Linked DNA regions of Mus musculus: regions 1 and 3 are each linked to region 2. Evidence: chromatin loops called from intact Hi-C (ENCODE). Cell type or tissue: left cerebral cortex. All regions are shown on one strand.

Region 1 (8,000 bases), 180 kb after region 2:
AAATCATTTCCTCTCCCGAGGAAGTACACTGCAGTAAAATAGCCTTTCCCGGTACTATAGCTGGTAGCTCCTAGCTGCAGAGAAAACTCTCAAGTACTATCTGGCTGTGGTCTCCACCAGACTTTTCTGAAGAGATTGTGATAAATTTGTGTTTAGGTAACAAAATAATTCTCTTTTTGGGTTTTTTTGGTTTTTTGGTTTTGTTTTGTTTTGTTTGGTTTGGTTTGGTTTGGTTTGGTTTTGTTTTTTGTTTATTTTCGAGACAGTTTCTCTGTGTAGCCCTGGCTGTCCTGGAACTCACTTTGTAGACAAGGCTGACCTTGAACTCAGAAATCCACCTGCCTCTGTCTCCCAAGTGCTGGGATTAAAGGCGTGCGCCACCACCGCCCGGCTACAAAATAATTCTTAAGGAAAAAAAAAAAAAGGACTATGCTCCATAGATACCCAAAGCATCAGAAACAGTCATTCTTTTTTTTTTTTTTAAGAATTATCTATTTATTATATATATATGAGTACACTGTTGCTGTCTTCAGGCACACCAGAAGAGGGCATCTGATCAAACTACAGGTGGTTGTGAGCCACCATGTGGTTGCTGGGAATTGAACTCAGGACCTCTGGAAGAGCAGTCAGTGCTCTTAACTGCTGAGCCGTCTCCCCAGTCTAGAAACAGTCATTCTTAAACTCACTTTTTTTTTTAAAGATTTATTTATTGATTGTATGTAAGTACACACTGTAGCTGTCTTCAGACACACCAGAAGAGGGCGTCAGATCTCGTTACGGATGGTTGTGAGCCACCATGTGGTTGCTGGGATTTGAACTCCGGACCTTTGGAAGAACAGTCGGGTGTTCTTACCCACTAAGCCATCTCACCAGCCCCTTAAACTCACTTTTATCCTAAGCCTAGGAAAACAATGTTTGCATCCACTGCGGAGCTACACAGTCCAGGTTGTCACCGGGAACATTTGTCCTGAGTTTCTGTTTTAATCTAGTGACATGAGAACTCTGACAAGTCTACTTTAAATAAAGAAGATGGTAGAATACTCATAGACAGAAAAGACTCGGTTGAGAAAAGTGATTTCTTTCTGTACATCAGGGCAGAGTGCTGAGATGGACCCCAGGTCCAGTGCATTCTGGATGTGTGAATTCTGCCCCTTGTCCAAGAAAAAGCAGTTTCTAATTATCTCATAACATGTGATATTTCTTGATGTCACAAGGTTTGGACACTTCTGTGAATGGTACTGAGAGCTTTGTATGGTGGATTCCTTTGGCCTCTAGTAAGCTGGGATCACCTTTGCCCTGGGTCTATAGCTGTGAGTAGTCCATTTTTTCTTCTTGAGGACACCTGTTGGGCTTCCTGGAATCTGTCATCCCAAAGCCCACTGTCTAGCTTCTGCCTCAGCTGCGTAACTCCCTTTATCTTACTACATCGTGCTCCGCCTGTACTGGTAGAGTCTTGAGTGTCTGGAGGATAGATACACAAAGTTCTTCAGTTGGGTAAAGGAAGAGAAGAACCAAGATTTATCTCCATAATCCTATTCTCACGTGTGTTCAGGTTGCAAGGTGATATGATAGTTACAAGTGACGAATGCAACGGGGCCTGGGGCCATGTTAGCTCTCTGCCTCTTGACAAAACTCACTGAGAAAATTGATTTGGATGCAAAAAGGATTTGCTGTGGTTCCTGCAAGGGTTTCAATCTATCATTGGTTGGTTCCCTATTTGGGGGCTCATGGTGAGACAGAAGATCGTTGTGGGGAGCCTATGGTAGATCAGAACTGCTTGCCTTGTGACAGAGAGGAGAGGGGTCCTGGTATCCTGTTCAAGGGCACTTCCTCTGGTGACGTAATCCACCAGGTCCACGTCCTAAAGGTTCCACCCCTTCTCAGCAGTGCCCTGGGCTGGCACCAGGGTTCAACACTCAAGCCTCTTGGGGATATCTAAGACCCAGTCCATGCCGCCAACGTCCCATGAGTGGAGAGGATGTACTTTTCTGTTGAAAACTTCATATGATGCTCTGAAGCCTGAAGTTTGAAAGACTGGGTAGTGAAGGAATGCATCCCAAGATGTCAAAGGAAGAAGAGTCACAGTAAGAAGATATCAGACCACTAAGAAAATGGTAGCTGTATCAAAAATATGTCTAAGAATCCCAGGGCGGAGAACAAGAACAGCGTCTGCCTCAGTGAGCAGGAGGTCTCAGTAGGGCGTTCCCAGGAGTCATCTGCCAGCTGTCACTGCCAGACCCATACCTGAGGCCTTTCAACACCTTTGTGATGACTCAGGACTGAGCAGGCTCTGCATTAGGGTGCTCACAGTAGCTGTAGATCTACACACAACCCCAACTGAGACATGAACACTTCCCCCAGTTACTCACTGTCTAACATCTAGTTCTCTGTAACGCTAGTGGAGGAAGAGCAAATTGTGTGCTGTCAGAGCCTGCTTGCAGCAATTCTGAGAGGCCCAGGACCTGGCTTCTGTCATCTCCAGCCCTTGCTTCTTTTTCTCATGGCCTGTGTTGATGAGCGAGACCTCCAGCCACTCACTCTTAAGCCATTCTCGCCCCGCTCAGCCTCCACATCCTACCTAATGCTGGTTCTTGTTGATCCCTCATCCCTTGCGCCTGTGGGGTTTGTGCACTGCCTTCCTCCCTGCTCCTTACCTTCACCCGACTCTTGCTCTCCACTGGATTGCTCCTGTCCTGCCCTAACTTGTCTCCTGGATCACTTTGCTCTGTCCCATCTTTTTTTGCATTAAAACCTGTGGAATGGGGGCTTTGGGAAGTACAGATTTGCTTCTGTCTGCTCTTTACCTCTACTGTCACTCTTCCTAAGACCTCTCAGAGGCTCTCCATTGCTCATGTTCATCTTGACGACACTCAGGCTTCTGGTTTATCTAGCTCCGTGTAGAGACGTATACCTCTGAATCTCACACCTGTGGTGCTGTCGCTATGTTGTACCTTACTCTGCTCCACCAGAGTCTTTTAGAAGTTCCACACACTTAACTTCCCCAAGCCACAGTTTTTCTAAAGGTTTATGTAGCTTACACTTCTGAAGGCTGAACAGTGCACCACTAAGGAACTGCACAGACTGAGAGCCTTCTTGCTAGTAGGGATGCAATAGAGACCTAGGCAGTACAGGGCATTGCATGAAAACAGAAATATGTCTAAGAGAGAATGCCAAACTGGCTTCTATGACCTATCCAATCTCCAGATAACCTACTAATGCATTCTTTGCTTTGTTTTGTTTTTAATTTTTTTTGTTTTGTTTTGTTTTTTGAGACAGGGTTTCTCTGTATAGTCCTGGCTGTCCTGGAACTCACTCTGTAGACCAGGCTGGCCTCAAACTCAGAAATCCGCTTGCTTCTGCCTCCCAAGTGCTGGGACTAAAGGCATGTGCCACCACTGCCCAGCTAACACATTCTTAAAGGCAGAGCCCACAAGTCCTAATCCCCTCTTAAAGGTCCCACTTGACCCCACCATGATCATCTTCTTAGTTCCTTATCTGTAGTGTGTACATTTTCATAAACTCCTTGTAGCTAATCAAACTTGGCTTCAAATCTCAAACCCAACTCTAAAGAGAAAATGCATTTGAACTTCAGGCAGCATAGTGGTGACCCTGGTGATAGTGCCAGCATTGCCAGGCTGTGGTGTGCTAAAAGATGAAGAGCTTGGTGCTTGATGTACAGCAGTACCTGCTGCTGCTGCTGCCGCCGCCACCACCACCGCTGGCATGGCCACCGCTGCCACTGCTGGTATCCTTCCCAGGGGGACAAAGCCATAGGCTTCTTTCAGTCCCCTTTGCCAACCTTGGTAAAGCTTGGTGTCCTCACAAAACCCCCTCCCCTCCTCACTTTCTCCACAGTTCCGGCCTGCTCACTCCTGCTGCTCCTCTCACACCCCTACTACTCTTTGCTGCCTCCTCCTCTGTTCTTTGTCACCTCTCCTCTGAGTTCCACTGGACTGTGTATCTGATATCCATATCTGCAGCATACCAGATCCATCACAGCACGTCCCTAGTAAGTAGCATGCCGTTGACCCAGTTACTAAAACAGAGCTCACATCTCTCTTTTCCAGCCTGGTCCCCTGCCTTATTTATCCAAAAGGAAGCCCTGTATTCAATTCTCACATATGCATCTCTCCTGCTGCCAGTCCACTGCCACACATCAGCTTGCCTGGATTCTGTGGTCAGACTCTCGAGCAGTCCTTTGAAGTGCTTAGCTCAGGCAGGTCTTACAGACTTGAATGGTTCCTCCTGTCCAGTTTCCATACAGATAACCACGTAAATGGTACTGCCATTCCTGCCTACTCTCCAGTGGCTTCCCAGTTACTTAGAGCCAAATGGAGCTTCTGATCATGGCCTCCAGGTACTGCAGGAATTAGTCTTGACTTTCCAGATTTGCCTTGACGTCTCTCTTTGTCACAGCCTGTTCCAGCCACAAGGCTCTTTCAGTTCTGTGAATCTCTGGATATTTAACTGCTCCCTCCTGCTGGGATGGTCTCTGGTCTGACAGCCTCACTGCCTTAGTTCTTTTCAGGAATCCTTGTTTCCTATTACCTTTTACCCAATTGCTTCTCTGTGTGATTATTTGAATGTCTGTCTCCCTGGCTACCTTGCAAATTCTTTGGGGACAGGTGTCTGTCTTGTGCCTGCCTGGGACAGAGTGGCTTAGTAGGGGATGGAGCCTGGTAGGCATCTCTTTACTTTGCCTTGTCCCCACCCACAGTCCTCACCAACTTTGTCATGCATTGCCAGCTCCTTCTATTCTCAGCCTGTCTCCACAGAGCCTCAGATCTTTATGTGAGAAATTGTGGGAGGTCCCCCAGCAGTTCAGAGCCCTTAACTAGAAGAGAGGGTGCTCTGCAGTTGGCTGAAGTCATGGAGACGCTCATCCTAATTCCTGCTTAGCGCAGGGCATGTGCCGGGGATAGGTGGGGAAGGTGACCCTGGCTGCAAGGAAGTTTATTCTCCAGTGACCTAAAAGTTCTCATTTCAAGTGTTGGGAAGATTCCCATCCCCTGCTCATGGCCAAAAATCTTGCCCCAAGAAATTTATTCTTTAGTCACAATTTATGCTATAAGATATAGGTCTATAATTAAAGGTGTTATTTGATAATCTTTGGTGGTAGGGCCTCAGAGAATCACATTTCCACACACACCCATACAAATGATAGGTTTCTCAGAGAGGTCATGTTCACTGTGAGGAGGCATATGGGGTCGGCCTGCCAGACGCTGTATTTCCCATGAGCACTCGATGCTCAGCCTCATGCTAGGCTACAGGTGGGCAAGCTTCACTGTGTATGCCCAAGTCACCATGGCTTGATGTATAAGCCAAGAGTCCTACATCCTACACCTTGGCTGGCCCTTCTGCCAGCATTTGGATCAGAACAGCTCCGTTGGGAGGTCTATGGGTACTATGGGTATGCCATGACACACAAATGGCAAAGCTTTTCTCAGTATGAAAGTGTTCACTGAGCAGACTCCTAGTGATTGTATACATGCTACGTATACATACTTACACACTGCCGTCCCGTTGTTTGGAAAAAGTCACAGCTTGATGGTGTCTTACTGTCCGAGCAGAGAGATGGCAGATGTAAATTCTAAGAGGGAAAAGTAGATTGCCATTGTCGGGAAGAGGGCACTAATGGTGGGGTCATAGGGTGGCAATGGCGTCCCTCCAACAGCTGGACGAGTTCTCTGAGTAGAGGTGATGAGAAGTGAGAACGGAAGAGCCCCATGGCTGAGGGGAAAGTGTCCTCACAGACCGAGGGAAAGTGGGAAGCCCAGGGAAGGGGTCCATGAGGCCTGGGGAAAGGGCTCAGCCTTGCAGGCTGAAGGCCGGAAGATGTGGCATTCTCAGAACAACAGAAATGGCATTTCCACGCAGACAGGCTTCAATTTTAAGGCTGAGTAATGAAGACGTGGGTGCTTTCTGAGTCCTGCTAGACGTTGCAGAGAAGCTGCTGTGGTCCTGACAGCCTTGTTTAAACAGATGTGTGTATCACATTAGCTGCTTTAAACATTCATTGGTAGAGTGATGGGGGAAAGCAAAGCCAGTACCAAATCGTATCTAAAGGTTGCTTGACTCTAGCCAGCAAGCAGGTGGAGGTTCGTGGCCAAGGACTAGTCACCGTCATTTCCCCAAACCAGCCTTAGACCGTTTGTTAAGTGTGTGGGCTGTAACCGGATGACTCTAATCTTACATTCGGCACATCCAAAGAAATGGAAGAGAAGCAGCATCCCATATCCAGGAAACTGACAAGAGGACCCCCGTGGAGTGGTCCCAGAATGCAGACTATACACCCCTGCAGCTGCCAAGCTGAGGTCTAGCCATGTAAACACAGGCCCGCTCCACGAGGCTTGGATTTCCTATGTCCATGTCCCACCCAAGCAGGACCAGATTCCTCGGCAGTGAGCCCTCTGTCTGTGTGTGGCCTGGCACAGTCCTCCCTGGCAGTGGGAGAAGAGTCCCCTCTCCAGGGTGGGGGCTGGAGCAGACCTGGGGACCAGGTTGTCCTAAACTTGCTGCTTGCCTCCTCATTGTCTCCCTCAACCTTACTGAACGTCGAAGGGACATTAATGAGCAGTGACAGCAGCTCCAGGAGAGGAGGGGGTCCTTGGTCCCCCTCTCTTTGGAGAAGATGACCTTTGGGACTCAGCAAGGAGAATTGGGTTCAGTTGCTTTCCTTTGAGGCGTTCAGAGTGCTTCCCACGTATCTCATTTACCCTCACGACACCCCTGAGAGGTGAGCTCGTTTGAGGCCTCTACAAAGTTATGATTATGCCTGTGGATTCTAATTCCCGACTCCATGTCATCCTAAACCCCAGGCTCCTCCCCATCTCACTTTCCTGAACATAACGAAACCCTTGGGGTAATGAACATCTCAGGTTCAAGCCCCACCAAGGGCGATCCCCTCCTTTCTCCCCCCCCTTTTTTTTTTGGTTGTTATTATTGTTAAGTTTGATTTATTGCTCAGTTTTCTAGCCAGGCTCAATGGATGTCCAGAATATTATAAATAATGTGGATTGAAAAGATCGTGCTGAAATGTTTATTACATTCTTAGAAAGAGAACTCGGAATGGCCCGCAGAGCGTGGCAGTAGGAAGGAGGGGAGAGAGGAGAGGAAAGGCCAAGGTTGCTCCTAGGATATCTCAGTGTGCCCATAAAGAGTGCCCAGAGGGGACAGAACTTACATTGCAATCTTGCTATCAAGAATGCAGACCTGTTCGGGGGCGCAGGCAATAGGCGTGAAGAATGCAGGGACCATGAGGAAGTAATCACTGGGCACTCCCTCTCCCGTTTCCTCAACCACAGTGCTCCAGAATGCCTCAGCTCACTGGGAGGGGGGCTTGGGGGGCTGCCTGAGCCTTCCAACTGCCCCTCATGGGAGGCTAGCTGTGGGCGTCCTCTGGAGTGGCAGGCAATGGTGAGAAGGGCCCTCCTCCCCTGACTAGTAGACAGTTAGAATCTTCCATGTGTTCTCTCAGGGCTTGAAAATGCAAATGTTATCAAGAAGAGGAATCTGATATGAGAAATGACTGTCACCCTGGCCCAGCCATCATGTTGGGAACTACAGGCATCCTGTTCTCTTCTGCTTGGTAGATCCTATTCTGTCCTTCCTCGTTTAGGCCCTCCCTCTGTGAAGACGGAGAGTAGGAACTCCAAGCAGGCTCCCTGATGCCGGATGGAAAGTCTGGCAATCCGGTGGACATGTTTCCTGGAATCTCTTTGTTGTGAACAGGAACAGTCCTTTGGCCCTGCCAGCTGCTGCTCTCGGCCCGCAGACCTCCTCAGGAGGAAATGAGGCTGAGGGGATGTTGCCTGGGGGTTGGTTTGTGACAGTCTGTGTGTCGGACACATTCTGGGATAGCCTGTTTTTCATGAGGCTTTATCATCAGCCAATAGAGACTGGTCTTGCCTCGCCCCTGGCACAGTGACCTGCCTCCTAGTTAGGGCTCCTGGCGAGGCCTCCTGGCTGGTTCCTGTCTGGTGCCCTGAGGAAGGAGAGTG
Region 2 (8,000 bases):
TCACTCAGTCCTTAGAGGATTTGGATGCGACTGGTTTTGCCCTGGTAGCCGCTAACTGAGGATCTTCACTGCAGTATCTTTGACTTGTGTACTGTGCCCTTTCATTTTACATGTTCTGCTTGAATTAAATGTGTGTATAAACACACACACACACAGATTCATGTATATACCCTTAACTCACATGTAAGCAGAAAAGCTGTGTCCTGAGCAGACCACAAGGTGGGGACATAAGTCAGCAGAAGAGAAAACACCCAACTTCTTGGCCAGGTTTTGACTCATGGGCGCTTTCCTTCCCTGAGAGCAAGGAGAGAACGTGGAAATTAATTGTGCTTTTTCCTAAATGCTAGGAAAGAATTCCTGCTGCCGTTCAGTTCTCTCTTTAGCCTTTCCCCTGTCTGTGGATTGCAGACCTGTCTGTCTCTTTCATGTCTCCCTTCATGGGCTCCAGACTCTCCCCAGCCTGGTCTGCTTGCTGCTGCTGCTGCTTCTTCTTCTTCTTCTTCTTCTTCTTCTTCTTCTTCTTCTTCTTCTTCTTCTTCTCCTTCTCCTTCTCCTTCTCCTTCTCCTTCTCCTTCTCCTTCTCCTTCTCCTTCTCCTTCTCCTTCTCCTTCTCCTTCTCCTTCTCCTTCTCCTTCTCCTTCTCCTTCTCCTTCTCCTTCTCCTTCTCCTCCTCCTCCTCCTCCTCCTCCTCCTCCTCCTCCTCCTCCTCCTCCTCCTCCTCCTCCTCCTCTCTCTCTCCCCCCCCCTTTCTTTTCCTTTCCTTTTAAAAAACTTAGGTATTTTTTTCATCCATTGTTTTTCCCCTTGGGAAAATTGGCACACACCCACTTTTTCTACTCCTCCTTTTCCCACTCATTTTCCTTTCTTCCTTTTCTCCGTGTTCCTCTTTGACCTCTTTCCAAAGTCTCAAGTAGCCCAGGTTGGTCTTAACAACCACAGATAACCATGAATCCCTCACCCACCTGCCTCTTCCTCCCAAGCCCTGGGTTACCCATGCATGTTGCTGGGTTACAAGTGTGTTGCTGGGTTACCCATGTGTGTTGCCAGGCCTGGTTCTTTTACTCTGCTCTTGGCTTTAAAATCAAAGAGATGTTTTCAATGTGTCTTTCTAATAGTTTCCACATAGGTTGCCACTTAACTTTTTAAAATGTGCTTTTTTAGCTGATATGCCAAACTTCAGATTTTGCATGTTAATGGGATACCATGTCATATTTTATAGTTCTTTGTTTCCTGTCATCTTTTCTCTCTTTCCTTCCCTCCCTCCTTGCAGGGAAATGACTTTCCTTTCCTTTTTATTTTGGGGGCAGTTGAGTGGGGCTCTCACTGTACAGCCCAACTGAGCTGGATCCTGTGATCCTCCTGCCTCTACCTCAGCAGTCCTGAGATTAGAGAAGGACTCCCACACTTGGCTCTCTACTTGGATTTAAAATAATGATCCGCCAGGCGTGGTGGCGCACGCCTTTAATCCCAGCACTTGGGAGGCAGAGGCAGGCAGATTTCTGAGTTTGAGGCCAGCCTGGTCTATAAAGTGAGTTCCAGGACAGCCAGGGCTATACAGAGAAACCCTGTCTCGAAAAACCAAAAAAAAAAAAAAAAAAAAGATCCATGCTTATGCTCATGTACGGTGCCAACATATATCGCCTCTCCTTTCCCAGATGCCATGCTCCTAAAGTCACCACTTGTAATGTTGGCATTTTCTTGATCATACTTACTGTTATTTATACTTGTAAGTATGTTGCTATAAATATATCATTCTGAAAACAGACTTATATGTACATGTCTCTATAATTTATTTTTTTATTTAAGTTTGGACATTCCTCCAAGTCAGTAGGTTTAACACATTCTTTGCAACAGTGAGTGCTTTGCAGTTATAAGTCTGCAGTCATTCTTGTAGCCACTGTCCATAATGGTGTTGGATTGTTTTGTTTTGTTTTGTTTTTTTGTTTGTTTTCTCTATTTACATAGCTAAGGCAAATTCCATGTGCACTGTGGCCTCTGTTTCTGTAAGAGAGGGCCTCCAGGATATGTGTGTTGGAAATTTAAAGAACTGCCATGTAAATTTCTTAAAATTTGTAAGGCTGGCCAGCAGTATGTGGGAGGGCTCATTTCCCAACCTGCTAGCCATCAGTGGGTGTCGCAGAACTTGGTAGGTTTTGTTAATCTACGGATGGAAAAATAAAGTCTCTTTTGCATTTTAGTACTTGGTATTATAACAGCACAGTGATGATTTGGGGCATGGAAAATAAAGATCTCTGCAGCTGTATGTATCAATTTTAAATTGCAAAAACCATTTGGGAATTGAAAAGGAGAAAAATTGCAGTCTGTCAACAAGGGGGAGTAAGAAAGAAGAGTTACTGTGCGTGCTATATTTTAGCTCATTGTCTTTTTTTTTTAATACGCTGAGTACTTTCCACGTTTTGCTCTTTTTCTTCTGTATGTGTGTGCACATATGGAGGTCATGGGTTGACACCTGGTGGCTTCTTCAACTCCTGTCCACCTTAGTTTGTGAGACAGGATCTCTCATTGAACCTGGATCTCAGTGGTTCTGTTAGAATGGCTGTCCAGCGATCCCAGGGAGCCTCCTGCCTCACCCCCACCCCGCCCCTGGAGATTATAGGCATGCACTGCAATACCCTATGGTTTTATGGTTTTGTTTTTTTGTTTGCTTTAACATGGGTGCTGGGGATTGAAGTAAGATCCTCGTGTTTGTGTGACAAGTGCTTTACCAACTGAGCCATCTCCTCAGCCTCCCAAGTTCAACTTTTTAATAAATGAAGGTTAAGAAATTAAAATTTAGGTAGATAGCTAGGTAGATTAGATTAGATAGATCAATCCATTGATTGATCTCATTTTACCTCCACAGTCTGCAGAGGCAGCAAAGAAGGATCACCCTCTGGGTTATAGAGGAGGATGGGTTCCTGGGTCAGAGCTGACCCAGTGCTGGAGGAGAACCAGCATCCTTTGCTCTGGCGTTTGTCTCTGGTCTCTCTTGATCTTGGTTCGTACCACTGTTGCCTGTAGCGGGTGTGGTTTGTTTGTTTGTTTGTTTTCCCCCCACTGGCTTCAAGTGCTGTGTCTTGCCGTTTGCTCTTTCTAGCCTGTGGACAGGAATACCCTATAGCAGCAGATGGCCAATGCAGCAATGTGTGAAGGAGCAATGATTGAATATTACAAAACCTGGGTTTGAGTTTTAACTCCCATTTTGTTTCCTGTAAAATAAAGATAACCACAACTCTGCAGCCTGTGAAACTGGAATGTGGTGGGTCCGTGGCAAGGCCCTCTGTGAACCAGAAAGCACCCAGTAATCCGTGCTTGCTCCCACTGATCTTGGCAGAAGAGAAGACAATGCACACCACGTAAAGAGGTCTTTCTGCCTTTAATAGAATGACCAGAGAACACAGTAGTGGATGATGGCATAAAGAATTGTATGGCACGGGCCATAAACGCAGTGTAAGCAATTAAGAGGAAGAGAAGCGGATGTGGGGGGGACAGGCTGAGAAGGTGTTGGAAGGCTTAAGACTCTCGTGGTCCTGCCGGGCGGTGGTGGCGCACGCCTTTAATCCCAGCACTTGGGAGGCAGAGGCAGGTGGATTTCTGAGTTTGAGGCCAGCCTGGTCTACAAAGTGAGTTCCAGGATAGCCAGGGCTATACAGAGAAACCCTGTCTCAAACAAACAAACAAACAAACAAACAAACAACCCCACCACCACCAAAAAGACTCACATGATCCTGAGAGAAGGAGTATTGTTGGCATACCATGCACCTCAGTCTGCTGTGAACTTTTTAATGTATTTTTTAAAGTCAGTGTCTCCCTCTCTACTCCAGGCTGGCTCAGCACTGACTGTGCACTCCACAGACTTGCAGGATCCTGTCTCAGTCCCTGAGTGCTGGGATATAGGCGCATGCCGCCCTGCCCACCTTACTCTGTGCTTTCCTGGAGTCTACTGCCCCGGGAGCAGTACTTTTCATGCCAGTCTGCAGACTGGTGTCCAGCTGGCTGCATAAAAGTTTCCCGATGAAGCCTTACACATTTTTGGGTTCTGTCCCCGAGGCAAAAGGGTACCACTGTTAAAAGTATGGGCCACCATCTCACTAATTTATGTTTTAGGTGTGAGTTGGCAGAGCCAGTGCAATAAAAATTGAATTGTTTAGGTTGAAGTGATGGCTAGGTAGGTGGTCCCTGGCTCTGTGTGTATTGGTTGTATATACATTACCACTGGACACCCTTAATTAGTCTTTTAGTGGCATATTTGCATTTTTATACACCGGTTGCCAAACAGATTTGTACCACTGCTGCTTGCCAGACAGTGATTTTTGTGAAACTCCACATAGCACGCTTGTTTCCAGAGCAGTGCTAGTAGCACTGTTAATGGAGCATTTTAGCATCACTTTATAAAGTAATGGAGTGGAAACAAGCATGCTGAATACGGGGGGGGGGGGGGAAGGGGGGAATGTTGAGGCCGAGTTGGCCGAGTTAGACATGTGACATTTCTAAGTGCAAAATACGAATTGTTTGTTCATCATCTCTTCTGGACCCTCTCTGGGTATGCCATGAAACTGTTGGCTTGTAAAGAACCAAGTGAACAGAGCACAGAGGGCAGTGTCCAGAGGTGTGGCTCCTCATTGTGGGTGAGCACCTTGGTCACTATTGCACACTTTACCGTGTTTACAAGCATACATTGTGTATTAATAAAGTACAGAGTTACAATTGTCATTGGCCAGTTACTGTAGCTGAATTTCCCCCACTGACCAGCAGAGAGCGCTCAGTCACCGAGAGGCTGGTAATGTGATTGGCCCTCCCAGAATGGAAGGTTTGGATTTTGTGCCAGCCACTCCTTGCCTCTCTACTACGTTTAAGGTACCTGTGATGCTCCAATGCTTTAGCTAGAGAGCCCTTTCTGTCGGTGCTGATTCAGATGGCAGAGATAATCCTCCTCAGGGATAATACTCTGCTTCTGAAGCTGCAATATGTCCTCCGAAGCCTTCCAACAACCTGCGTAGCTCTTCTACCGTGAACTGTTTTGTTATGATCAAATGTGGAGCTTATTGCTAATATTTAAAAAGGCAACCAAGCTGGGCCGTGGTGGTACATGCCTTTCATCTCCACAATCCAGAGGCAGAGGCAGAGGCAGAGGCAGAGGCAGGTGAATTTCTGAGTTCGAGGCCAGCCTGGTCTACAGAGTGAGTTCCAGGACAGCCAGGGCTACACAGAGAAACCCTGTCTTGAAAAACCAAAAAAAAAAAAAAAAAAAGGGAGGGTTGCTGGAGAGGTGGCTCAGCGGTTAAGAGCACTGACTGCTTTTCCAGAGGTCCTGAGTTCAATTCCCAGCAACCACATGGTGACTCACAACCCATCTGTAATGAGATCGGATTTCCTCTTCTGATGTGTCCAAAGGCAGCAACAGTGTACTCATATACATTAAATAAATAAATAAATAAGTAAACCCTTTTTAGAAAGAAAGAGAAGGAAAAGAAGAAGAGCAACTGCTGGGATTTTGAAGAAAGAATAGGAAAGATTCCCGGGCTGATGAGGCTGATGATCTGGGAGGCGGCCACTGATGCCCTCATAGCCACAGGTCAGGATGTTACAACAGCAGTTATACTGGGGAGTTCTCAGTAGCTGGTATATTGAAGTTTGAAAAGTCATGAAACAAAACAAAACAAAACAAAACAACAGCCCTTTCTTAAATTGTGTCCGTTCCCCCAAGTCACCCAGCTGAGTTTGGCAAGGAGTTTGTCAGGAGAAAAAAAAAAAGGGGTTGACTTAAAATTGGGCAAACCAGTCAGAGGCATAGCTCAGTGGTGGGATGGGCCCCTAGCATGCACAGGGTTGGGCTTGATTCCCATCACTAAGGGAAAAAGGGAAAAAACTACAACCCCAAAACGAAATGAAACAAGACAAAACAGAACAACTAAAGATACTTGATTGCAGTAGGCTGGGGACACTGATGAAGTGTCCCTTGGTAGGTGATAGAGAAGGAGACATTTTCTGTGGATGAGTTGTTTATTCTGGACTTGAACTCAGCAGGCGTTGCTTATTGAAATTAACAATACAAATATCTTGGGAACCAATGTTGGGTTAGGCACTGTGCTGGGCACTTTTCATCCCTAGTGTATCCACCAGGTACTTAAGTCCTGTTCACTTCTCAGCCACTGGATCAGTGTCTGCTCAATGGAAGCTCTTCAGTTGTATGGATGTGTGTAGGTGGGCAGGCGGGCAGATGGACGGGAGGGTGGATGGACTACAGAGTATGAGACTGTGGCTTATCAGGCTGAAGGAAGTTATCCGCACGTCCGCTGATCCTGACCTCGAGTGAGTGGTGTTATTTGGGGTTTGTTTTTAGAAGCTGTGTTGAACTTTGAATGCTAATGAGAAATTTCCTTTTCCCTAACTTGAGTTTATTCTCCCAGCTCAGGCAGGCTTGGAAATGTTCACCCCGTTTATTCAGTCTGCTCCCTCAGACTGGTAGCCTTAAAGCAGTGTGCTGATCATCTGTTCCTCACAGGTCCCTGTTGTCATTTTCCTTCTCCTGACTTCCTTTGCCACCCACCTCAATTACCGCTCCCCCGCCTTGGCCTGCCTCCCCCCCCAGCCCCTGCCCCAGCCGCTTTTCAATGTAATCCAGTCTGCACGTTGTTGCCAGAGTGTGTCTCTGAAGAATTTATGTCAGAGAGTCCATTTCTGATTGAAATTTGAGTCTCTGTGCATCTTTATGTCCACGGAGCAAAACCGCATAAAACGTTTTGAAAAGAAAAAGGAATTAGCCCTTTCATACCATAAGGGCGTTTTCACATCTGTGGGCAAGGCCAGCTAGAAACCTTTGTTGATGCAACCCAGCTCTCTGACACCCTAGAAATAGCTTCGTTGCTCCTAACTGTAAACCTCCCTGTGGTCTGTGAATGCTCAAACACTGATATTTTTTTTTCCAGACAAAACAAACATTTTTCCATAGTCAGCTGACATCTTTTTGAAATGCTAAGAAAAGCTACTTCTTGGAATTCACTTCTTTTCAACTCCTTGCTCGGTTGATAAGAATGCCCTCCCTGTGAACTCTGACAGGTTCCAACTGACTTTGTTAGCAGAGATGGATTATCTGAGTGCTCCCCCCCCCACCGTGCTACTATAATTTAATAACATACACTAATTTCTTGAGAGGCTGAGTAAAATCATGTTATGTCCTTATAAGTGATCATGAAACATGTTGAGGATTCTAATATGCCATCATGTCTACTAATTATTATATTATTATAGATAAGGTCTATCTTCAAAGAATATGGACAGAAATTACTGATTTATTAAAAAACAAACCCCCGCCCCACACACACACGCACACACACACACACACACGCACACACACACACGCACACGCACACACGCACACACACACACACACGCACACACACACACACACACACACGCACACACGCACACACACACACGCACACACGCACACACACACACGCACACACGCACACACGCACACACACACACGCACACACGCACACACACACGCACACACACGCACACACACGCACACGCACACACGCACACACACACACACACACACACACACACACGCACACACACACACACACACACACACACACCGTCCACCATGTTGTAGGCCAGCACCGCCAGCACCTGGAAAAGAGGAGGCTGAAGGACGGTTTGAGCCCAAGAATTCAAGGCCAGGTTGGCCTCATCGCAAAAGAGAAACCAGGAGTTGCGGTGGCTGAAGCCCTGTGGTGGGATGGGTTTGATCCATGGTGGTTTAACAAGGAAAATCAAGTCTGTTCTACCTCAGAGCACAGTAATTAGCTTGTCCTTTCTTTAACTTAAGAGATCTGACTTGTCACCGCAAGGCAAGGCTGAGCTGGAAGATGTTTTTCTGACAGAATTCCCTTTCAAAGTAATTCTCCCCATCTGCTGCAGAGCATTGGTCTTTGCTGCTAAGTTGTGAGGGCAGGTAGCCCTTGATTAGGACTTTTGTTTTAATTTCT
Region 3 (8,000 bases), 200 kb after region 2:
GCTGAAAAACTATTCTAGGAGCCTAGGTCGTGCCCAAGGAAGAAAGGAAGGCACTCCCTAGACGAAAGAACTGGAGGCTGAAAGCCAGAATCCAGTAACAACCAGTAACGCAACAGGGGCTCCCTTCTACGAGGGAACAGATAAATAGTGTAAGCTTTAGAGACGGAGGACAGGCTGTCACGGCTCCTTCCTTCACTTTGGTGGTGACTAAAAATGTCAAAGTGGCCTGAGGGTGTGGCTCGGCTGGTACAATGGTCGCTGAGTATGTACAAGACCCTGGATTAGTTGGCCATGGTGGCTTACACCTTTAATCCCAATACTCAGGAGGCGGAGGCAGGCAGAGCTCTGTGAGCCTACAGAGTGAGTCCAGGGCTCTGTTGCACAGGGAAATCTGTCTTGAAAAACAAAAACAAAAACAAAACAAAACAAAACAAACAAAGGACCCTGGATTACACTCTCCAGCACCACACAAACCAGATGTGGTGACACACGTCTGGAATGCCAACACTTGGGAAGTTGGAGGCATAAAGATCAGAAGTTCAAAGTTATCCTTGGCTACAAAGTGAGTTCAAGATCAGCCTGGGACACACGAGATCCTGTCTCAAAAAATAAAATAAATAATCCAAACTTCGTTGCACAAAAAATAGACCGCAGGCAGCAATGACCTGTTAACATTAGGCATTTTGCTCTGTCAGTGTTTCAGAGTTGTAAACCCTGTAACCAAGCTGAGCGCCATCTATAGCATCCATGCTTGTCACTTAGGAGGCACTGGAACGCTAGAGCGGGGAGCTTGGTGTGCACATGAGAGCCAGATGCGCAGGCCTGACCCTGGCCCTCCCAGGATTCTGTCTTGCAATCCAGGAGTATTGGCACAGCTCTCAAGGTGGCAATGGCTGCTTATAGGCTCCGTGGAGTCCCATCTGCTGTGCCCACCGGCCTGCAAAGCCTGGCCTGTGTTCACTGCCCTCTCCTCTCTCCACATACTTCTAGAGTGTGACGCTTTCTTCTGGTGCGGCTCATTAAAAGAGGCGTGTTCTGCTTCTCTTTTGCAGGGATGATCATGGTGATTTTATTGCTGCTCGTGGCTATTGTGGTCGTTGCAGTGTGGCCAACCAACTGATAGCAATAAAGGGACCACCCGCTGTGACACCTGCCAACTACGAATGAAAGCCCAGCATCCTTTTGGTACATAACACCTGCTCTCAATAAATTTTCCACCGCTCTGGGCTCTTGGTGTACCTTGTTTGGGTAGAGAACAGAGCTGAGCAGCTCTGGAGACCTTCCTAGAGCACTGGCCCAGTTGTGTCCCCTGTCTTCTGTCAGTGATTTTGTTGGTAGTCAGAAGTCCCTCAGATGGCCATTGTCCCACAGCTGCCAATGGATTCCAGTCACCCTCTGTGTGCTGGGCATCCTGAGGGCTGTCATATTAATAGGCAGTGTGTGACCTTGGTGGCTGCTTGTACTGCGGAAAACCACGTGCCCTTGTGCAAATGAGTGGCTGATCATGTGTCTGGGTGTCCAGATAGCAGGATCTACGTAAGGCAAGAGCCACACAGAAGACATAGCCAACAGCCTCTCTGTCAGCCACCATGTGTAATTTCCCACAAAGCTTAGATGCCCAACAGTGCTGGCTATTTCTGCTCTAAGAGTTTCTGGACCATCTTCGTATCTGGACGTGAACCTTTTCAATTTTGCTTTGTTAATAAACGCGTCCTTCAAGATTGATGACACCTTTCTAAAACAAAATCCAGACGTGGAGGCACATGCCTTTAACCCCAGCACTTAGGAGTCAGAGGCAGTGGAGTTCAAAAAAAAAAAAACAACAACAACAAAAGACATATTTGACACCTTTCTAAGTAGCCCACAGCCTTAGATCTTGAGGGAGGGAGCAGTCAGAGGAAAGCCTGGTTATAAAGCAGGAAGTGCTGCCTCCGTCCAGCCTCTCCACTGGCTCTGAAGCCATGTGTGTGCCAAGTGAGGGCATGCACATAAGTATTTCAGAGACAGGACTCAGAGCGAAACTGACTGCAAAAGATACCGGGTCTACAGATGGGTGCTGGGGCAGCGAGCCCTCTCTCCTCTCTCTACAGAAAGCAGGATGGGCAGTTAGCCTCGCTTTCTCATAGCAGAAAGAAGAGTTAAAGCTAATGCCAGAAGTCTTGCCGTAGCATTGGCTTCAGTGAGGAGGAGACAGGCCTGTGGTAGGTCCTGTGACTTTCCTTAAGAGAACATAATCCAAAGCCTGCGCTGGACAGAATCAGGCACCAGGAAGAAAGCCCCAGTGTCACCTAGACTGGTGCCCTTTCCTGGGACCCTGAGACCGAGGATTCCAAGTGTTTTGTTTGACTCTGACTCATACCAGAATGCAGACAGGCAGGACAGCAATGGGGTCTCTGTGGCACAGCAAAGGGTTTCTGGGAGCTCTCAGGCCAGCAGTGAAGTGTCCATCTCGAGAGCACATCACCTCAGCTCGAGTTCTGGCTGAACTACTTACCCTGGCCTCCCACGGGACAAGACGAAGTAACAGAAGACAAGAGAGTAAGAAACACGCTGCCGACGGGGGTTGCCATACCACTTATCAGCTCTGTGACCACAGACAGACAGGTTCCCTTTCTGTGCCAGTGGCCTCATGTACAAAAAGGTGACAATCCCCCGCTGCCCCACCTTGCCCCACCTCAGGGCTGCTGGGAGGACTGGGTGAGGTACTGAAGCACAGCAAGCCACTTGGCTCAGGTGGAAGGGGACTCTTCCTATAACACTAGTCTAAGCCGAGGTGTCCAGCAGGCTCAGGACCCTGTCTCCCACTCTTCTAAGTACACGAACTGTAGGAGCAAGCCAGGCAGGGGCAAAGTTTGCTGCTAACTTGGCCAATGATGCCCAAGTTCCTGAGGATCCCAAGGCCCTAGGAGCTGACTTAGCCAGATTGTCAGGGTCATAGTATACCAGGAGGTGGCAACTGGCAGAGGGTGTGAAGCAGGCTGTGAGGGGCGGACTGGAGGTGAAGAAGAGTGTGGGCTTGTGTCAGGGGCGTGTGATTGGGAAGACAGGAGCCTTGCTGGACTGCTGGCCAGGGCTTTAAGACACAGTGTACCCTGAGACACATTTGTCAGGGCAGGGTGGTTGCTAATGGATCATCCAATGTAAGACCAAGAATCTGTAGAGCTCCATCATCCAGTCTTGTGGGAAACCCCAAATCTGTACAAACAGTGTCTCCTGGGAGCCCCCCACTTTGGGGCTCAGAAGCAGCAGCATTGAGAGTCTGTTTAACTTTCTCACCTCCTCTTGACTTGCTCAGCACGAAGCCCCGGCAACTCGTGGGACACTTTGAACCAGAGCCACGAAGGCCTGGCTCAGTTGCACTGAAAGCCCTTTTCAGGAAGACACTGGCCCATGTCTGCACACAGTGGCTTCTGTTCTTCTGGCCGAATGGGCTCTAGGCCCAGTCAGGGCATTGTGTGACCCCGGACAAGTTCCTTCCCTTCTGTATACCATGGGCAGGGGAGCGCAGGAGGAAAGCTGCCTGAGAGGTTCATGGTGTGAGGACCGTGGGCACTGCAGGCAGGGAGACTCATCCCCAGGCAGTCTTCCTCAAAGATGGCTTTCCCCGCACCATCCAAAGCAGCCAGGCATGCCCAGCTGAGTGGGGTGTACCAGAGAGCCTGCTGCTTCAAAGCCCAGGGGACAGCTCCTGTAGAGTGGGGTTTGCCAGCGGTGTTTGCAAGGCCTAGTTTCCCAGTTACTATGTCAGGTCTGTAGACCAGTGACCTGCTGTGAGCGTTCTGGAACCAGTGACCTGCTGTGAGCATTCTGGAACCAGTGACCTGCTGTGAGCATTCTGGAACCAGTGACCTGCTGTGAGCATTCTGGAACCAGTGACCTGCTGTGAGCATTCTGGAACCAGTGACCTGCTGTGAGCATTCTGGAACCAGTGACCTGCTGTGAGCATTCTGGAACCAGTGACCTGCTGTGAGCATTCTGGAACCAGTGACCTGCTGTGAGCATTCTGGAACCAGTGACCTGCTGTGAGCATTCTGGAACCAGTGACCTGCTGTGAGCATTCTGGAACCAGTGACCTGCTGTGAGCATTCTGGAACCAGTGACCTGCTGTGAGCATTCTGGAACCAGTGACCTGCTGTGAGCATTCTGGAACCAGTGACCTGCTGTGAGCGTTCTGGAACCAGTGACCTGCTGTGAGCATTCTGGAACCAGTGACCTGCTGTGAGCGTTCTGGAACCAGTGACCTGCTGTGAGCATTCTGGAACCAGTGACCTGCTGTGAGCTTTCTGGAACCAGTGACCTGCTGTGAGCGTTCTAGAAGTACACCACTCACAGAACACAGAGTGGCCAGGCAGCCAGAGCACCCCTGTCTTCAGGGACTTTGTCAATGAAAGTAAACCTTATTAAAACAGCAGCATATGAATTGTTTAACTTAACTGATTATTAATTATATGCATCTTAAATCTGGATACCATATAAAGAAATCCAGATACCTGGATACAACTGGTACTTTTGTTCCATTTAAGCATTATGATTGTTAATAATTGTACTAAACCTTAGCTGTCAGCCCCAAGACAGCCTCCTCGGCGGCCGCTGTCCAATGCCTGGGGCGAGACAGCTTTCACAGATCTGAATGGAAACTGCTGCACCTTTTTGATCTGCTGCCTGCTGCCAGCCAGCCTGCCGGGCTTGTGCACCAGATCCATGAGTCTGGATGCTTGGGGCTTTCCTACCACAGGGCTGCCTTAGAATTCCCAACTGACCCTCAGTTTCAAGAGCTATTCACCCTGACTAGTCAGAACTGCCAGCAGCCAGCCAAACAGCACTGTTCCCTCAGGTAATGACATTAGACATCCAGAATAATGTATGGATCCTGCTAAAGTTAAGTGGATATCCTCTCATCTCTTATAAGACCAGACTATCCATCCTCTTACTATACCATAGGTTTCACAAGCTTCCTCCCAACTGTGTGCCAACAACTAAAGGCCCCGGTCTCCTTCCAGAATGCCTTGTTGTCGTACTGTGTTTCCAGGTTGGTAAAGCAATGAGTTAAGCCATCCACTTTCAGTATTTCTTACTGGCTGCTATTCTTTTACTCCTGCTTTTCTTGGGGAGGTTATTATATGTCTTTATTTAGCCTGAGACCATAGGGTGTGTCTACTCTGGGTGGGCATCCCCACTCAAGGCACTGTCCCTGAGAGATGCAGAGATGGGATGAGTGTGCCTCATCAATGCATGAGCCCTCCTTGGTAGGCCTCTGGCCTTTCACCGAACCAGCCCCCCAGGTACTGACAAGGTCTACTCAGCTTCCTTGGGACTTCCTCCCATCTTCTTCCAGCTTTCCTCACCACCTTGGGCCAGTGCTTAGCAGAGGCCCTGCTCATACTGATTTCTTAGCACTGGACAGATGTCAGTGCCTTGTCTCCTCAGCCAGGTGAAAGGCCCTTAAGAGGCAAGTGAGCTGTTCAGTCCATTCTCACAACTCTGATCAACAGTGTGTTTCCTGCCAGCGCAGAGCCCAGCTGTGAGGGGTCAGAACACACTCAGACACAGACAGCTTTGTGGAGAGAAAAAAAAAGCCGTATCATGAAAAGTCCTTGAGAACTGAACTCTTGGCTTAAAATGACCAAAGATGAGAGTCAAACTGCCAAATGGCCACAGAGCTCTTAGCCCCAGCTGACCCTGGGAGACTGACACTGCACACAAGGCTTGCTCTTTCCTCAGTCTGACCAGCCAACCAGGAACTGCTTTCTATCCTAAACTACCCACCACCTTGCGTCCAGCAAGGACCCATTTCTGAGATGGTTTGGGACACCAGAGTTCATGTGTGTTCCTGCCTGCCCTAGCTTAGAACCCTGCTCCTCTGTGGAGGTTGGTCCAACAGTGTTGTCCTCGAACTGCCTGTCTGTTCTACAAGGGAAGACTTTTCATGCCCTGACAGCAAGGACACCTCAAAATCCACATTGCTCAGGGGCTGGACCAGGCCAGCAGGTGAGTCTTGTCTTCAAAAGCACTGGGTGCAGGAAAGAGTCCAGTCCATGGGCCATGGCAACACATCCGCCCAGGGGGCTGGCTTGTTGTTCAGTGAAGAAATCACAACCATTTGGAAGTTTAAACATAGCCTTTCCAAAACCACTGAGCTCAGCTCCTGGTGGCTGCATGGTGCTGGCACAGACCCAGTCCCTGTGCCTCAGCAATGGGCTGGGGGCAGGGCAGGGGTGGGCTGGGGGCAGGGCAGTGGCAGGGAATTTTTTTTTTTTTTTTTTGCATGACCTCTTAAGTTTTATCAACCTCTGTCATCTCTACTTCATCTTGAATAGAAGAGGAGGAAATTATACAAGTCCAAAAGGGCTTGCAAGCTCTGAATCTAGTGGTGACGGTAGGGCGCAGTGGGAGGGACCCCCTTTCTCTTCTACCCCTGCCTGGGAACTCCAGGACCAGGAAGGATCTGCCGCAGCGGTGACTTGGAATTGCTGTGTGGCCTGGCCCATCTGAGAGCCTGTTCAGACAGCAGTCGGAGCCAGCAAGCCTATAGGACTTTCCAAACAGGGCTGCACTTTTCCTGCCTTTTTTGGGTAGTTAGGGCTCTTTGTTTAAAACACACAAGATTCTGTCTTGCTAGGGTGTCCTAGGGCAAGACGCCATATTCCTTAAGTTGCTGTTAGTCTCCGCCCTTCTACCTCCCCACATGCCACCACCAAGAAAGGCTGGGACACAGAACAGTATACAAGAGTTTATTTAATGATATCTGGATTTAGTTCTATCATGTAGGGCCCACGTTACAAGTTCCGTCTGGGTCCATTACAACTCTAACAACAAAAAAACTTTAAAAAAAAAAAGAAAGAAAAAGAAAGAAAATCCACAACTTTCTCCATGTCATTAAATATATTCATATATAATAACCATAATATATTAGTATGCATTGGAAAGGAACACTGGCCCAAACAATATGTCATGGTCACAACTAAACATTTACAATTCTGTGTGAGCAGAATCGGTGACACAGGAGGGAGGCCGGGGGGGTGTACCCAGATCAGGGAAAGGGGAAGGAAGTCCGCTGACACAAGAGGTGAGGCTGGCTTAGTTTTTGGCAGGGGCAAGGCCCCACAAAGACAATTTTGATACCCCTGGGGTATGGCATGGCTCTGGTCCACAGGAATATCTGTCTGTGAACCACGGCCCATTAGTGAGCCTATCTTGCCCACTCTCTAGGTTTCCTGGATGGAGTCCTTCAAGTGTTGAGACCCTAAAGGAACCATTCCCCAGGTCAGTCCTGAAGGGTCTCCTCATTTCAGTCTTGTTCCAGCTCAGGGGCAATTCTAAGACAGCCTGTACCCACTGCCTGTATGTAACCACTGAGGCAGAGTTCTAGAAAGTCCCTAAGGCCCTCGGAGAGGCCACCCCAGCCTCCCTAGGCTTTGCCCTTGGCATCTGACCCTCCCTCCCATCTGAAGGAGCCGGATGGTCCTGCCTCCTGCCCTGCTTTCTGGGACAGAAGCTCTGGCCAGAAACCACAGCTCACAGCTGTACCTAGGAGCATGTCATCACCTTCACCACATACCTTTGTGCCACTGTGTGTCAGCAAAGGAGGCATTCTGGTGACAGGGGACCAGACTACCCAAATGGTAAGCAAAGGGACAGCTGGGAAATCTTGACTGGTAAGTGACTAACCTGGTATGGTTTTCTTCAAAGACCTACATATCACAACTCTGTTAATACACTCTCAAACTCAAAAACCTACTTCCATTTTGCACCCCTTCCTAACTGTACAAAGAGGATGTCTTCTTCCCCCTTTCCATCTCCTCCCTAGGGTGGGTAGGAGACAGCTGCCTCCCTAAGGCTGGCTCTCAGGCAGAGGAGAGGTGGGCTGGATTCTGGTCCACAGAGGTGGTGGCTGTGACAAACCCTGCTCCCTCAGCAATGACCTTATCCACAACTTGGCTCATTTTGGCTATTTAATGTAGCCCCCATTGAGCAGGCCACAGAGGGCAGGGCAGGAGGCC

The links. Peaks named below come from ENCODE experiments on the same cell type or tissue, not always from the same donor. Only the 100,000 strongest peaks of a DNase experiment are listed, where the experiment ranks them.
Region 1: it touches region 2 in a loop (2.3-fold over the local background); 9 of 42 quality-filtered maps call a loop at or near these places.
Region 3: a loop joins it to region 2, with 2.2 times the contacts of the local background. A loop is called at or near these places in 15 of 42 quality-filtered maps.

What each region holds. Positions count from the first base shown.
Region 1 is chr11:68,181,080-68,189,079 of GRCm38, forward strand. All of the region lies in intron 7 of Stx8 (syntaxin 8), which reads left to right. Among named protein-coding and RNA genes, the nearest start is that of Mir6406, 36 kb to the right of the region's middle. In left cerebral cortex, no CTCF peak of the experiment used is centred here; DNase peaks (open chromatin) are centred at 4,085, 4,755 and 5,994; H3K27ac peaks cover 508 bases.
Region 2 is chr11:67,999,605-68,007,604 of GRCm38, forward strand. All of the region lies in intron 4 of Stx8 (syntaxin 8), which reads left to right. Among named protein-coding and RNA genes, the nearest start is that of Stx8, 37 kb to the left of the region's middle. In left cerebral cortex, CTCF peaks have their summits at 201 (motif pointing right) and 4,748 (motif pointing right); DNase peaks (open chromatin) are centred at 2,108 and 4,772; H3K27ac peaks cover 51 bases.
Region 3 is chr11:68,202,654-68,210,653 of GRCm38, forward strand. It overlaps Stx8 (syntaxin 8), which reads left to right. Exons shown (of 8, transcript NM_018768.3): 8 at 1,053-4,495. The coding sequence ends at 1,120. It overlaps Ntn1 (netrin 1), which reads right to left. Exons shown (of 7, transcript NM_008744.2): 7 at 6,711-8,000. Among named protein-coding and RNA genes, the nearest start is that of Mir6406, 14 kb to the right of the region's middle. In left cerebral cortex, no CTCF peak of the experiment used is centred here; a DNase peak (open chromatin) is centred at 3,371.